2 separate regions of the Homo sapiens genome follow, and region 2 is linked to region 1. The links are chromatin loops, found by intact Hi-C in ENCODE. Cell type or tissue: adrenal gland. All regions are shown on one strand. Each heading gives the region's core, and the rest is flanking DNA. Links, peaks and the distances in the headings are about the cores only.

What was found. Peaks named below come from ENCODE experiments on the same cell type or tissue, not always from the same donor. Only the 100,000 strongest peaks of a DNase experiment are listed, where the experiment ranks them.
Region 2: it touches region 1 in a loop (8-fold over the local background); 1 of 110 quality-filtered maps calls a loop at or near these places.

Annotation. Positions count from the first base shown.
Region 1 is chr9:33,235,140-33,243,471 of GRCh38, forward strand. It overlaps SPINK4 (serine peptidase inhibitor Kazal type 4), which reads left to right and starts at 5,028. Exons shown (of 4, transcript NM_014471.3): 1 at 5,028-5,130. The coding sequence starts at 5,070. In adrenal gland, for the core only: no CTCF peak of the experiment used is centred there; a DNase peak (open chromatin) is centred at 5,045; H3K27ac peaks cover 803 bases.
Region 2 is chr9:32,391,137-32,399,468 of GRCh38, forward strand. All of the region lies in intron 1 of ACO1 (aconitase 1), which reads left to right. Among named protein-coding and RNA genes, the nearest start is that of ACO1, 11 kb to the left of the region's middle. RefSeq lists an enhancer at 1,831-2,402. In adrenal gland, for the core only: no CTCF peak of the experiment used is centred there; a DNase peak (open chromatin) is centred at 4,838; H3K27ac peaks cover 4,629 bases.

The sequences.
Region 1 (8,332 bases), core at 307-8,306:
GAAAGAGTGCAGGAGGGGTTGGCTTAGGCTGGAGGGTGGCAGCCTTACTCCTTTGCCAGAGACACAACAGGCACTGTGACCCAGGCCACACCTCCTGGGGCCTGTGTGTATCTGGGGGCTCTCTTGGGCACTCACGGCATCCCAGGGGCATGGAGGGATCAGCACTTACCTCCTCTTTTCCCAAAGCAGGCACCATCTCTGCCCTTGGGCCCACTGTGTTCTTCCCGTTCTTGGATCTGTCACGCAACATTTTTTTGAGACAGGGTCTCGCTCTGTCACCCAGGCTGGAGTATAGTGGTGTGATCACAGCTTACTGCAGCTTCTACCTCCCAGGCTCAAGCAATCTTTCTGCCTTAGCCTCCAGAATAGCTGGTACTACAAGGCACGTGCCACACTGCCTGGCTAATTTTTAAAAAATTTGTAGAGATGGGGTCTCACTACATTGCCCAGGCTGGTCTCAAACTCCTGGCCTCAAGCCATCCTCCTGCCTTAGCCTCCCAAAGTGCTGGGATTACAGGCATGAGCCACCATGCCTAGCCTCAACACTTATTGAGCACCTACTGTGTCCCACGCTCAGGACTGGGCACCAGGGCAATAGAGATAATTGAAACATTGTCCTTTTTCCCAGACAGCTTGCAGCTTAGTCAGCAGATGGATAAGCAAGGGCCACCAAAGTGCAGGGGGAAGACACGGATGGAGGAGACAGAAGGCACAATGCGAGTGGGGCATTCAGGGTGGGTGACAACAGTCATGACCTTGTTGGTGAAAGGCAGTTAGGAAGGTTTCAGAAGAGGGAATGTTTAAGCTAGGTTTCACAGGATGGGAGTAGGGGGATAGAGAAGGGAGACCCAGCATTGCCAGCAGACAGAATAAATTGTGCAAGGGGTTCAGTTGAACTGAAGAAGTGCAGGTCCAGGGTGGGGCAAGGTGAAGGTGAAGCTGGAAAGATGGGTTGGGATCAGATGTTGAAGGGGTGTGGTCACCAGGCTAAGGAGTTTGGGCTTCTTCCTGTTGGCAGTGGACGCCATTACAGTGTTTTGGGCAAGATGACCTGGTCAGCTTTGCTCTTTAGGACGCTTGTCCGGGACGCTGCGTGCAGAGTGATTTGGAGTGGCAGGTGGAGAGCCAGGGATATGAGACAGGACACCATTGAGGTGGCCAGGTTGGAGACAACAGTGGCCAGGACTAGGGTAGAGTGGGGGGTGTGGAGGGGCAGGGATGGATTCAAGAGCTATGTAGGAAGCAGAACCTAGACCCTCCATGGGAAGGCAAACAAGGCTGAGGGGTCAGTGCCTGGGATTCCACTGCCGGAGGTTGCTGGGATGTGGGTCAGGGGAGCAGAGATCAAGGCTTATTTAGCCCCCACTGACCATTCCAGACTCCTGTCATGGCCCTCCCCGGCTCCCTGGCCCCACTTTGCCCACATGGCTTCTCTGTTCTTCAGATGTGAGAAGCTTCTTCTTGCCTCAGGGCTCTCACACATTCTGTTTCCTCTACCTGCAGCACTGTTCCACTTGGCTACAGCCTGCCCTGCCCACTCAGCCCTTGGCGTCTCTGATCTCAGATGGATAGGTCACTCTTGGATCCTCTCACAGAACAGAGCATGTGTGGTTCATGGGACTCACTCCAGCAGTGATGATACAATGCTGCTGCCCGTTCAGTACTGTGCCTCTACTTAACCAAAGCTCCTGGAGGACAGGAACTGTATCTGACTCACTCTCTGCCATATCCAAGCACTCAGCATGGAGCATGGCACTTAGCCGCTTGTTAAACTTTTACTGAATACATGAATGGTGAATTAATGGTGAGGTTTTCTTGGATGCACTGACATCCTTAATGGGCTGTTCAATAGCAGTCGGATATAGGAGCTAGGTTCACACTTTGATGGGATGACAGATTACGAAGTTTGTTACTATGAGTGAATCTAGAAGGTATTTGTCTGAAGAGGAGACCTTGGGGTGGGCTGGGATGGTAAGTGAGCTCAGTACTCCACAGGCTGCCCTTGACTTTACTCTGTACTTTGAAGGATGCAAAATTCAAGCGTCCTGGCTCCTTGCAGCAACTAGAATGTTCAGTAGCCATTTCTGCCACGTGGATAGAAATCTAAGGTCCAAAACAAGGAAGGGATCAAATCCCTTTGCTCCCCTCTGTCCCTTCCTCACTGTAACCTGGGACACTGACAGACAGACCTGTCAGTGATCAGATGAGAAATGGAGAGAGGCCCAGGAGCTTCACATGTGCAAGGGTAGGAGGCAGGCAGATGGCAGACCTGCTCAGCCTAAAGGTGCTTGTGCAAGTACAGGAGGTTCATGCAAGTACAGGAGGCCAGAGACAAAGCTATAAGCCCCAAGGACTCTCAGGGAGGCAGACCTCTTGTGTGAGGAAGGACTGTCTTTGTTCGAAGCCATCCAACAACGAAACTGGTAGGTAGTGAGCTCCCCATCACCATGAATGACCTCCCAGTGGGGCTGCTGTAGGAAAGCCCTAGTGGAAGAAGGGAGATGAAACCCAGATGACCATTATTTTTTATTTTATTATTTTATTTATTTATGTATCTATTTATTTATTTTGAGACCGTCTGGCTCCATCACCCAGGCTGGAGTGCAGTGGCGCAATCTCGGCTCACTTCAACCTCCGCCTCCCTAGTTCAAGTAATTCTCCTCCCTCAGCCTCCCAAGTAACTGAGATTACAGGCACACGCCACCACACCCAGCTAATTTGTGTGTGTGTGTGTGTGTGTGTGTGTGTGTGTGTGTATTTTTAGTAGAGATGGGGTTTCACCATGTCAGCCAGCCTGGTCTCGAACTCCTGACCTCAGGTGATCCATGCAGCTTGGCCTCCCAAAGTGCTAGGATTACAGGCGTGAGCCACCACACCAAGCCTATTTTTATTTATTTATTTATTTATTTATTTATTTAGGCAGTTTCTCGCTCTGTCACCAGGCTGGAATGCAGTGGCACAACCTTGGCTCACTGCACCCTCCACCTCCCAGGTTCAAGCAATTCTCCTGCCTCAGCCTCCTGAGTAGCTGGGATTACAGGTATGCGCCACCACGCCTGGCTAATTTTTTGTATTTTTGGTAGAGATGGGTGTCACCATGTTGACCAGGGCTGGTCTCGAACTCCTGACCTCAAGTGAATGCACCCGCCTCAGCCTCCTCCCAAAGTGCTGGGATTACAGGTGTGAGCCATGGTGCCTGGCCCCAAGATGACCTTTAAAGTCCAATTCCCCTTTTATAAGATGGCGTTTTTGCTTTAGGACAGGAAGTCATCATTAAATATTTTCTCTACCTGCCTAAGCAATGGAAAGATAGCTGCCACCTGCCTCAGAGGCATCCCTGGGACTGTGCAGTTTCCTAAGGAGGAACGGAAGGATCTTGAAGCTGAGTCAAGGATCACTGGGGGCCTCAAGCTAGTCTTGGCCACAGGTCTGGGGCTTCTATGGGTCTGTAGAGGTGACTGGATGGCTGGTGTCCCCAAAGGGACTGTTCTTTTTTTAATTAAAAAAAAAATTTTTTTTTAGAGTTGGGGTCTTGCTATATTGCCCAGGCTGGTCTCTAATTTCTGGGCTCAAGCAATCCTCCTGCCTCAGCCTCCCAAGTGTTAGGATTACAGGCATGAGCCACCGCACCTGGCTGGGGCTGTCCTCAAACAAGAATCCTTCGCCTTGTCATTGGAATATTCTTGCAACTTATCTGCAGGCTTGAAATCTTTCGAAATAAAGTTTTTCTTTAAAAAAAAAAAACACAGATTCTGATTTAAATATTTCAGAGCGAAGCTCAGCATCTGTATTTGTAAATTCTCCCCCAGGGAAATCCAATCTGCAGACAGAGCTGAAAAACACTGATCTAAATGAATTAGAGAAACGTGTATGTAAATAAAATGTATTTTATATATCAGAAATTCTTTGAGAGCAAATATCCAAATGACTTATTAATGTATACTATGTAAGTATGGGGGAGTTTTAGAAACTGATTTTTCTTTAAAAGAATCTTGTCTTTATTTAACCTATGAAGATACAGATGAGGCCGCGTGCAGTGACTCATGCCTATAATCCCAGCACTTTGGGAGGCCGAGGCAGGCAGATCACGAGGTCAGGAGTTCGAGATCAGCCTGGCCAACATAGTGAAACCCCGTCTCTACTAAAAATACAAAAAGTTAGCTGGGCAGGTGGCAGGTGCCTGTAATCCTAGCTACTCAGGAGGCTGAGGCAGGAGAATCGCTTGAACCCAGGAGGCAGGGGTTGCAGCCAGCCGAGATCGCGCCAGGCACACCAGCCCGGGCAACAGTGTGAGACTCTGTCTCAAAAAAAAAAAAAGCAAATGAACACATAATACCTGCAAAGCAAGAAGGCATCTTCCTTTTAATGTTTTATTTTGCCTTTGTTTTGCCTGTTAGTTGTGCCCACTTTGCGGTACAAAAAAATAAGTGAAATAAAAGTAAGTAAAAATGATCATTTCTGCTTACGTTTACAGCTCATTTCATATTCTGCAAAATGTTTTCCCGTCTGCTATCACCGCCGCCATCCTCACAGCAGCCTGGGAGAAAGGCAGAGCCAAAAGTCTCATCTCCACTTCGTGCATGGGTGATCTGAGGCCCAGTTAAGAAAAGTGGCTCTACCGAGGTCCCAGAGTTGGTTGCTGGAGGCACTGGCAAAGGAATCCAGGCTCCAGCCCCCTTCTCTGCCTCCTGCCATCTTCCAGTTGCTTTTTTCCTTTCTCTCTTTCTCTATCTCTTTCCCCTTCTCTCTGCCTTGAACTCTCTCTCTTTCTACTTCAACTTTCCTCTCCTTGCTCCAACCCTCAGATTGGAGTCAGCTTTGCAAGTTGTCCAAACTTTTTGTCACTCTGGAAACCTGCCAGCCCCATGGCCACAGCCCCATCTCATCAAAAGCTCAGCATCTGCACCTAGAGCAAGCCCTTTCCGGATGTCAGCGTGCAAAGATTAACTCTGGTCTCTCCATCTGGCCCTAGATAAGATAAGATTAGGAGAGCGGCACTATAAATAGGCCCCCATCCTTCCTCAGGCGCAGGCCCCAGCCAGCTCAGGCTACACTATCCCAGGATCAGCATGGCCGTCCGCCAGTGGGTAATCGCCCTGGCCTTGGCTGCCCTCCTTGTTGTGGACAGGGGTGAGTGGGCAGAACCTGGATTCTCTGTGGCTTTGTGTTGGTAGGTGAGCTTGGGGTGAGAGCAGAAGCAGGGCCTGGAGCACCCTGTGAGGCCTCAGCTTTTTCCATGTACCTTCATTCTGCATATGCACCCTCCACTGTGCTGGGGAAAGTTCTGGGCTGGGAGAAAAGAAACTTGGGTTCAAATCCTGACTGGCGCAGAATTACCAAAGTCCCCTACCCTCTTGGGGCCTCAGTTTCTCCAGCTGTAAAAGAGGGCATTGTTCCAGTTCAAAGCTGCACTGAGCAACTATTGGGCTGGAGGCTGTGGGGACAGAAGGGAGCAGGTAGGTCCCAGCTCTCAGGAGAGACTGACAAGTATGCTGGGTGCAGGGTGGTGGATGCTAAGAGAGACCTGGCCGAGGTCTTCTGAGCTCCCGATCTCTCTGAAAGGCTGTGGTTTGGGACTTGGGCAGCCATGTGAGCACGACAGAGCCCTTTCCCAGGACTGGACACATATACTTGGGGCAGGGCCCTCTCAGGATCTGGGCCATCCCTGCAATCTCACAGCTACCATGTCAGGCACTGTTCTGAGCCCTTAAGACAGATTAGTGACCCAAACAGAAAAAGCACGGTCCTGATGGAGCATAAATCCAATGGGGTAGAGGAAAAGGGGAAAGGCAATAAACAAGATGGTTACAATGTATGTTAAACGGTATGTTAGAAGCTGATAAAAGTTAAGGAAAAAATACTTGGCAGGGTGATGGGCACTGGAAGGGGGTTGCAATTTCAAATCAGGGGAGGTATCTCTGAGAGTCCGATGTTTGAGCAAAGCTTGAAGGAGATGAGGGACTAAGCCATGTGGATATCTGGGAGAAGATTCCAGGCAGAGGGAACAGCTCAGGTGCAAAGGACCTGAGGCAGGGGCATGCCTGGAGTGACTGAGGTACTGTAAGACCAGTGTGGCAGGAGGGGACATTGTACGGAGTGATAGGAGAGGAGATGAGAGAGGCAAATTGGAACTGTACCGGGAAAGACCTTGTTGGCCAACATAAGAACTTGGCTTTTCCTCTGACTAAAATGGGAGGCACTGAAAGCTTTGAGCAGAGAGTTATGTCTTTCAAGGGTTGCTCTGGTTGGTACATTGAGAATAAACTGAACAGGGAAGCGGGGAGACCAGTTAGGACCCGCCTGGACAAAAGCCATAAGTTATAAGGCAACGCCTGGCAGGATCCAGGGCCACTGACCTCATGGCCAGTCCCACACCCATTTCCCCAGCTGGAAACAGACCTGGGCACAGGGGGAAAGGGAAACGGGTCTGGGGACCTGTTCAGGAGCAGCCTGCTTACGCCCAGCCTGGCACCTACACCTACCTACTCCTTGAGCAGTTGGGAACACTGAAAAGCCTGCTCTGAAGAAGTTTGGTTTTTGTTTGTTTGTTTTTGTTTTTGTTTTTTGCACATTTCAGACTACTGCCTGGGCTGAGTGAGGAGGGGGCATTTTGGGTCAAGGTCAAGGGCAGCCTGGGGGTAAATGTAGCTTTTCCCCACATCCCCCAGAAAGAAACTCTGACATCTTAGAGTTCTGAACACCCCCTCCTCCCAATACACTTTAATTTTTTTTTTTATTTAAACAAAAATTTTTTTTTCAAGACAGAGTCTTGCTTTGTTGCCCAGGCTGGAGTGCAGTGGCACGATCTTGGCTCACTGCAACCTCTGCCTCCTAGGTTGAAGCAATTATCCTGCCTCAGCCTCCTGAGTAGCTGGGATTACAGGCACATGCCACCACACCCAACTAATTTTTGTATTTTTAGTAGAGACGGAGTTTCACCATGTTGGCCAGGCTGGTCTCGAACTTCCAACCCCAAGATTTGCCCGCCTCGGCTTCCCAAGGTGCTGGGATTACACCAATGCACTTTAGTATTCAATTCCTGAACACCCACAGTGTAGGACATTGAACCAAGTGCTGCGCAAAGGCAGACATAAAGGAACCCCAAGGAGCTCAGGTGCATAGGGAGGCGGGGTGACCCAGTGAGTGGGACAGTACATGGTGGTGTGAAAGAAGCCTCCATCCAGATCTGCTCAGGAAACTGTTGGGGACGTCAAGGACAGCTTCACTGGGGGGCAGCATCAAGCCTTGAAAGGAGGGTATGATTCGGCGGGAGGAGAACGGAGACGAAGACATTTCAGGGAGGGGACATGGCATGAGCCAAAGCAGGGCCCAATCTAGGACCCGTGAGCAGAGAGGAATAGCTGGGGCATGGAGAGGTGTACTGGGAAGTCAGCCCAAGAAGCAAGTTTAGGGTCAGCTTACGCAGTACCCTAAACATAAGACTAAGCAGCTCAGGTCCATAGGGAGGCTTAGTGATCAGGACAGGGAACCACGGAAGGGCTTTATATTTTTTAAATGCTTTTCTTTTCCCTAACAGTTAAATATCAAGAAATGCACAAATCTTATCACTCGATGAATCTTGACAATGTATACACTCGTGTAACCCAAACCCCCATCAAGATACAGGACCTCTTGAGACAAGGACTTAGGGAAGAAAAATAAATACAGAACATTTCCATAGCCCCAGAAATTCCCCTATGTCAGTCAATCCCTGCCCCCATCCCAGTGCTCTGACACTTTTTTTTTTTTTTTAAGAGACAAAGTCTCACTCTGTTGCCCAGGCTGGAGTGCAGTGGTGCAATCATAGCTCACTGCAGCTTCAACCTCCTGGATTCAAACGATCCTCCTATCTCAGCCTCACAAGTAGCTGGGACTACAGGTGCGTGCCACCACACTCAGCTAATTTAAAAATTTTTTTAAATTTATTTTTATTTATTTATTTATTTATTTTTGAGACGGAGTTTTGCTCTGTCACCCAGGTTGGAGTCCAGTGGCACAATCTTGGCTCACTGCAATCTCTGCCTACTGGGTTCAAGTGATTCTCCTGCCACAGCCTCCTAAATAGCTGGGATTATAGGTGTGCACCACCACGCCCAGCAAATTTTGTATTTTTAGTAGATATGGGGTTTCACCATGTTGGTCAGGCTGGTCTCGAACTCCTGACTTCAGGTGATCCACCTGCCTCAGCTTCCCAAAGCGCTGGGATTACAGGTGTGTGCTACTGCAACCTGCCCTCATTGTTAAATTTTTTGTAGAGATGAGGTCTTGCTATGTTGCCCAGGCTGGTCTCAAACTCCTGGCTTCAAGTGATCCTCCTGCCCCAGCTTCCCAA
Region 2 (8,332 bases), core at 259-8,258, 840 kb before region 1:
CGTGTGTTACCTCATTTAATTATCCTAGCAGCCCTTGTCATCTGGGCAGAGCAGTGCAGACAGACATTGTTACCTAAAATCTGCAAAGAAGTAAACTAAGGTTTAAGAATATAGAAGAAATCTTGTCCTCAGCAGCAAGTGGCAGAGACTGACTTTAAGAATCAATTGGAAACCAAGAGTCTTTGGGATTAGATGTTGCAAATATGTGAAGACGCAAAAGCATCTAAGCATGTCTTTGGGAGACGGAACAGGTTCTTGTGCCCCTTAATGCCATAGACCTATTGAAACAATATCACACTCTCTGAGCCAGTTGTTCCTCAGATTCCTCATGTTCTGCTGTTATCTTTGGTGTCAAAAATTAATCCACCTTAGATGAATTAGTAAGGCTGTTTGTACATGAGTGCTGGTGTGGTTCTCTCTCATCCTCTTGTCTTGATCTAAGGAGAACCCTGGGCAAGCCCATCTTTGGATAGTGTAACTTGTCTGGGCCACTGCTCGCAAAACAGACATGTATGGAACACTTAATTATTCAACATCCTTGTCATCCTTTCTATAACTGCTATTGTGGAATTACATGGCAAGTTGCAAGTTGTGGCATAGTTCATGAAGAAGAGGTGTCAGTCTAGGAAAGTATCCTCCTACATGATTACCAGGTTTGAATTTTTGGTTCAGAACAGATAAGATAAATAAGCCATTGCCAAGAATCTGCGATGTACAAGAGCTATGATGGGTGGACATTTGAAAGGTACAATTTTGTATTAACGGCAGAATCAAAAGTAGCCTCAGGATTGGTTTTAAGGATGTTATGTTTCATAAACCCTTATTTTCTTAGATAAGAAATCAGTCTAAGTGCTAATAATGCCTATATTATTTACATCAACCCATTCTTTAAAAGTTACCATACAAATTTTGCCAAAATCAAGGATGTTTTAGGGAACATGAGGTTTACCATCTCGTCCCCATATATGTGCTTTAGAGCTTGGAGATTGTTTTAAAATGAGATTTATTTTTTTTAAATGCATTTGGTTTTTTGGATCTTAATATGTTAAATGACTGTAAAATGATATCACTTGTGCAGCCTGTTGGGAGGAGCATGGTGCAAGAGAGTTGGTTCTGACATCAGGAGCCTGAGTTTGACTTCCAGTTTGGTCACTTACCAGCCATGAGACCATGGCAAGATACTTAGCCCGTCAGATCCTGTCTTCTCTCATGTGAAATGGGATGGTGATGCCCTTGTCACAAAGTTGCCAAGGGTCTGCATTAGAGGAATTGGATTAGATGCCTGGCACCCCACAGGCACTCAGCACATGTCTCCAGGCTGCTGAGCTTCTGGGTGACCTGGCACTCATGGGATAATGCCTGAACATTGCTGCTGTTCTTCCCAGCTTCTGTCCCAGTCCAACCTGCTAAGCTCCAGGCCCATATATGCCCCTGCCCGCAGGAGATCTTATCCCAGATCCACCGTGTCTAAAACCAACATCTCAGTTCCCATCTTGTTCATTGGCTCTGCCAGTTTGCCCAAATGAGAAACACAGAAGCTATTCGAGACCTATCTTTTTTCCTTACCTACCCCAGCCCATCCTGCTTTCATAACTGTTGCGGGAGGTCAGGGACCCCGAACGGAGGGACCGGCTGAAGCCATGGCAGAAGAACATAAATTGTGAAGATTTCATGGACATTTATTAGTTCCCCAAATTAATACTTTTATAATTTCTTATGCCTGTCTCTACTGCAATCTCTGAACATAAATTGTGAAGATTTCAGGGACACTTATCACTTCCCCAATGAATACCCTTGTGATTTCCTATGCCTGTCTTTACTTTAATCTCTTAATCCCATCATCTTCATAAGCTGAGGAGGATGTATGTCACCTCAGGACCCTGTGATGATTGTGTTAACTGCACAAATTGTTTGTAGAGCATGTGTGTTTGAACAATATGAAATCTGGGCTGCTTGAAAAAAGAACAGGATAACAGCAATGTTCAAGGAACAAGAGAGATAACCTTAAACTCTGACTGCCGGTGAGCCGGGGGGGAAACAGAGCCATATGTCTCTTCTTTCTAAAGCAAATGGGAGAAATATCGCTGAATTGTTTTTCTCAGCAAGGAACATCCCTGAGAAAGAGAATGCGTCCCTGAGGGTAGGCCTCTAAAATGGCTGCTTTGGGGGTGGCTGTCTTTTACGGTCACTGCTGTAGGGAAGAAATAAGCCCCAGTCTCCTGTAGCGCTCCCAGGCTTATTAGGACGAGGAAATTCCCTCCTAATAAATTTTGGTCAGACCGGTTGTCTGCTTTCAAACCCTGTCTCCTGATAAGATGTTATCAGTGACAATGCATGCCCGAAACTTCATTAGCAATTTTAATTTTGCCTCAGTCTTATGGTCCTGTGATCTTGCCCTGCCTCCATTTACCTTGTGATATCTTACTACCTTGTGAAGCATGTGATGTCTGTGACCCACACCCTATTCATACACTCCCTCCCCTTTTGAAAATCACTGATAAAAACTTGCTGGTTTTACTGCTCAGGGGGCATCACAGAACCTGCCGACATGTGATGTCTCCAGCTTTAAAATTTCTCTTTTGTACTCTTTCCCTTTATTTCTCAGACCGGCCGACACTTAGGGAAAATAGAAAAGAACCTACGTGAAATATCAGGGGTGAATTTCACCCAATACATAACTCTGCCTGGATTTGTTCCCTCCTGTACCTCCTCATTGCCTTGTCTTATTGACTGTAATAACACCGTAACCTGCCTCCCAGACACCAGTCTGGCAGCCTTTCCCTGAGTTAGTCTATACCCCTACCGGAATGATCTCTGAAAATCAAATCTCATCTTAAAGATTGCAGCTCAGAATCCTTTAATGGTGCCTCCTTACCTTTGGTAAAAATTCAAACTTTGCAGCAACCTGGACCTTGCTCCATCCCTTGTTTCTTAGCTCTCCCCAACATGTACCCTGTACTTTATCCACGTGCAACACTTTATGATTCCCACAATGTCACACTTTTGTGCCTTTAATGTATTGTTTCATCTGCCAGCTTATTCTTTCAGTGACTCTGTACCTCTGTGTAATTCTGGAAGGCTTGTGCATGGTGTCACCTGTCCCTAGAGTCCTTTCTCTCCCCCTCTGATGCTCTGATGCTGGATTAGGTGCTTTTCCCTGGTGGTTCTTTATCAGCCTTCATCCACCACACCTGTAGCATGGGCTGCATGATGTTCTGATTTCTCCTACACAGTCTCCATTCTCAGTCTGAGCATCTGAAGGAGGATGGGGACTTTATCCCTTCATCCCAGGTCTGTAAATGTCGTGTGTATGAATGAATCCACACCAGTCCCTTCCCATAGACAACATAGAAAGGCCCAGGTCCCAGAAGTATCAAGGTCTAATGCTGCTTTAGTATTTGTCACTCCTTCAACCCAGTGAAATAGAGCAGCTGTGCCATTGTGGGAGTCACTGGGATGGAACCAGCTGCTTCAGAGCTGGGCTCTGGAGTCTGATGGACTTGGGTTTGCGTTCCAGTTCCCTCTCTCAGCACGCCTGCATCTGGCTTCAGATTTGTAGCTTCTAACATCCTTCTATCCTGCTGCGGGGAAGGAATGTGCTGATCAGAAATAGGAGCATCAGGTCCTCCTGACAGTTGCCTTTCTTAGGTAAAATCAGTAAATATATGGGTTTGCATATTGAGCTCTGAGAATTTTATTAGCATGAGTCATAATCCCCGAGTTCAGTCAGCCCTGATGAGACCAGGTTGGTGAGGTGGCTGGGTATAGTTGGCCTCAGACACTTGGCGAATTCACAGAGGTAAAGATGGCCCAGAAGACCTCTGACAGCCAGACACCCAATCTCTTGTGGTGATGGCCTTTCTTTCTAATTCCTAATTCCTAAAGTTTGAGTTAGAAAAGTTCATTGCCACAATCTGCGAAATGAGTTCAGGAGCCTGAGGAAATCATGCTGCTTTCTTAAAGATTGGATCTCAACTGGACCTGCTTTGTAATACTTTTTTTTGAAAGTACAGCTGTCTTCACCCACTACTTCTCCTCCTCTTAAAACATAAATGCAGGCTGGGTGTGGTGGCTCACACCTATAACCCCAGCAATTTGGGAGGCCGAGATGGGCGGATCACTTGAGGTCAGAAGTTTGAGACCAGCCTGGCCAACATGGGGAAACCCCGTCTCTACTAAAAATACAAAAATTAGCCAGGCGTGGTGGTGGGCACCTGTAATCCCAGCGACTCCAGAGGCTGAGGCCAGAGAATCACTTGAACCTGGGGGGCAGAGGTTGCAGTGAGCCGAGATTACGCCACTGCATTCCAGCCTGGGTGACAGAGTGAGACCCTGTCTCAAAAAACAAACCAAAAAACCAAAAAACTTAGATGCAGTAGGGCTTAGTTGAGGTATCTGCAGGTGTCATGTACTACACCACACTGGTGACCATAGGGAGCTGCAGGGTAGGGGGCCCACATTCTGAGAAGGGGCTGAGGAAGACCTCAAGGAGGAGAGGATGAGGTCAGGCTCAGGGCCGGGTCAGATGCCGGGTTCTCAGGACAATGCCCCCACTTCTTCCTTTACTTTCTTGCCAAATGTTTCATGACCCTTGGTGACTTTCTTTCTCAGCCTGTCTCTGGAATTTATAAATGTCGAAGTTCACCAAGACTTTTTACGAAACTCTGGTTATATTGGCCCACAGTGACACTAAAAAGTAAAAGTGAATATTTCTGTGAGTTTGTGCTGCTGCAACTAATTTAAAACGAGCTTAGAGGATGTGTTAAGTCTTTCTCTTTGAGACTTGCATGTGATGTTCTGCCCCCTCTTGGCCAGTGAGCCCAGAACTAGGGGAGCCCTCAAGAGGCAGGGGCTGCCTGGTCAGGCATTGCTATAGCGTGGCCCTGGTTCCCCAAGTCCTGTTGTTTTTGGCAGTGGCTGTACACATCTGCCGAGTGAGTCATGATCATTTTTGTGATACATCCTGAGAATTTCCAGTGTTACTTAATAATGAAATTCAGGGAAATAGGGTTAGACTTCAGGAAGTAAGTACTTTTCAAGTACAATCTAATATTTTCATATATGAGTTAATTTCTTATCAAACTGTAACCAATTTTTGATGTTGGAAGTCTACAGTCTAAACCAGATGACAGTTAAGGCTTTGTAGTTTGTCTTTATCAAAGTCCCTACTGTGGCCACTTTATCACTGTCTTTATCAAAGTCCTCACAGTAGGGACTTTGATAAACTACAAACACCTAGCTGTACACCTGGCTTAAAGTGTAGATTTACAACATCAAAATTGGCTAAAGAGCCTCATGTGGTCTGGCCGCTACTACCTCTTGCCTTTTCTGTCTTCCCCTTTTTTTGCCTTCACACACCTTGGTCTCCTTGGCCTTCCTTAGACCCACCAGGCATGCCACCACCTCAGGGCCTTTGCACGTGAGGTTACCCCTCCCTGGATTGCACAGTGGCTGAACATCAGTGAGGCCTTCTTTGATCACTGACACTCCCCACAGCCCCTGTACTTTCTACTGCTTTTGCCCTGCTTTATCAATAGAATGGGTCACCATCTGATACTCTGTTTGTATATTTATTTATTTGTTTAGTCTGTCTCCTTCCATTAAAATGGAAGTACTATGAGGGCAGGGACTCTGTCTCTGTTGTTCCCTGATGTATCACCAGGACCTAAAACAGTTCCTGGCATGTAATAGACAGTTAACATAAATGTGAATGAATGAATCATTGAATTTTTTCCACTTAGAAAGGACTTTTTAGATCGTTAACCAACCTTATTTATAGATTGGGAAACTGAGGCACAGAAAAGTTATATGGCTAATTCAAAATAAAACCATCATTTAAGCTTTTTTTTTTAAAATCTTGACATATATATAGCACATTCTGGTCAGTTATCCAGGATGAGAAAAGACTGAGTGAAAATAGACCACTAACTTAAAATTTGAGCAAGAAGAGACAAGCTGCTGTGAGATGGGAAAGCTTTCTGATATAGAGGCAGAGTTTTGTTCCTTTCTGTAGCATATGGTGCACCTTGCACATACTTAGTGCTCAAGAAAAACATGTTGACGTAATGTGGTTATATTGTTAAATCCATTCTTTCTGCACCACTCTTTTCCCCCCAGTTTCTCTCCAAAAAATAGATAATTGCTCATGTGACTTCTCCTTCAAAGTTCTTCTAGTTACAAGTATCATATTTAATAGGTTTTTGTTTTATGAACAGCTAAAAGAATTGAAGAGATGACCTGGTTTCTTGGAAAATTCAGAGATATTTAATGCAGTTTCCCAGATGCATCCCCATCAAATAAAACAAAGAATTAATGTTTCTAGCTCTCTTATGAAAGAACCCAGTTGACAAGCCTTGGTGATATTGCTGGCCATGATGATTCTGACCTCAATGTTGTTTATGTTCACATAGACATCCTTGGAATTTTACTTTTGACAAAAATATTGTTTATAAGTAGCATGATGTTTAGATACACAAAAGTTAGTTTGGGAGTAGGGCCAATTAATTTCTCTTTAAACAGAAATGAAATATAGCTAACCTTTTTAATGAGCTGCAGTGAACCTCAGAGATGCAGTGATAGTACTTTGACTTTAGAGTTGGAAGCCATGGCAGTTCAAGACAAGTATATTTCAGAAGGTGTAGGAAGAGAGGAAAACAGAAGGGCAAACCACATAAAATACAGGAGAAATCTTTTTCTCTTGTTTGCATAGACTTTTTAAATCCACTCTTAGGTGTCTTTAGATAGCCCAAAAAAAGGATTGGGGGATGTGCTGCCAGTACTTTAGACCATAGAGAGATGATTCTCAGTTGATCATCTGAAGGCTCTTTCAAGCTCTACAAGCTCCCCTGGAAACTGATATGTACCCCCAAAACAAACAAACAAAAAACAAATTCTCATCCTGTCCAGCCCACTACTGATAGTTCTGCTGCCTGGGTTTATTCCTCTCCTGTGCTCCTCCTCCTGCTGTGTGGAAATCCTGTGATTGCTTGTAGGGTCCATTAATACTATGCCTCTGTCTGTATCATAAGGTAATTAATTATAATATTTCACTATCATAGGAAAATTAAACTTTGATAACACAAGTAGCAAATTCATAGATGTATATATTCCAAAGATGAGATGGAGACCCTAAAAGGTGAATCTTATTTTTTCTGATCCTTGGCATTTAGCTTAAAGTAAGTCGACTGTTCCAAACATCTCTACAAATCTAGCTATGAGAGATAAACATCATCACATGGCACTCCTCTTGAATGCTACTGTTGAATCACTCCCTGTCAGCTGGGTGGGTGTATGGGCTGACGTGGTTTTCTAGCAAGAGTGATGGTTTAGCATCCATCCATATGCTATGTGCAGTCTCCCTCACAAAACCTGTTTACAAGGATTGCACCCAGGGTTCGGAATTTCTTTTTTTTTTTCTTTTTTCTTTTTCTTTCTTTCTTTGTTTTTTTTTGTTTGTTTGTTTTGTTTTGTTTTTTGAGACAGAGTCTTGCTCTGTTACCCAGACTGGAATGCAGTGGCACAATCACAGCTCACTGTAGCCTCAATCTTCCAGGCTCCAGCGATCCTCCCACCTCAGCCTCTCGAGTAGCTGGGACTACAGGTGTGGGACACCATGACTGGCTAATTTTTTCACTTTTTTGTAGAGACATGGTCTCGCTATGTTGCCCAGGCTGGTCTCAAACTCCTGGGCTCAAGCAGTCCACCCACGTTGGCCTCCCAAATTGCTGGGATTACAGGCATGAGCCACTGCATCAACCCAGGTTGATATTTCTAAATGCTGAAAGAAAATAGCTGCCAACCTAATATTTAAATTTTAATGTAGAGCTACTCATAAGCAAAGTGTACTGGCCCAAATAGGATTTTGTCCATGATTTAAGATAATCATCCCCTTTCCTTGCTATAATTCACTAGGCTCACAGTGCACCCAAGCATGGGGTCAAATTGTCGACAGATTTTAGGGCTGTCTGTCATTCACGTAAAGGGAAATGTTGTAGACCATATCTCAAGACCAAGTAGAGGCCAAAGGCAGTTTCAGTCTCTCCAGAGTTACAGAGCTGAGGCATCCACATTAATAGCTCAGTTAAGTCCCCTTGGAGATGAAAACATTTGATCAGCAGAGGTCATCTTAGTGTTACTCAGTTTGACCTGTCTGGCAGACAGGCAGTTTACAAAAGAAGAAGTTTAGATGCCTAACAGACAGATGGAAAGTTACTCAATTTAACTAGCTATTAAAGAAGTACCAAGATTGGCTTTTTAATGTCTCAACTTGGCAAAAGGTAAATATGAATTCTATTGCCTGGTTTGAGTACCTCCACTCACTGCCTCAGAGAAG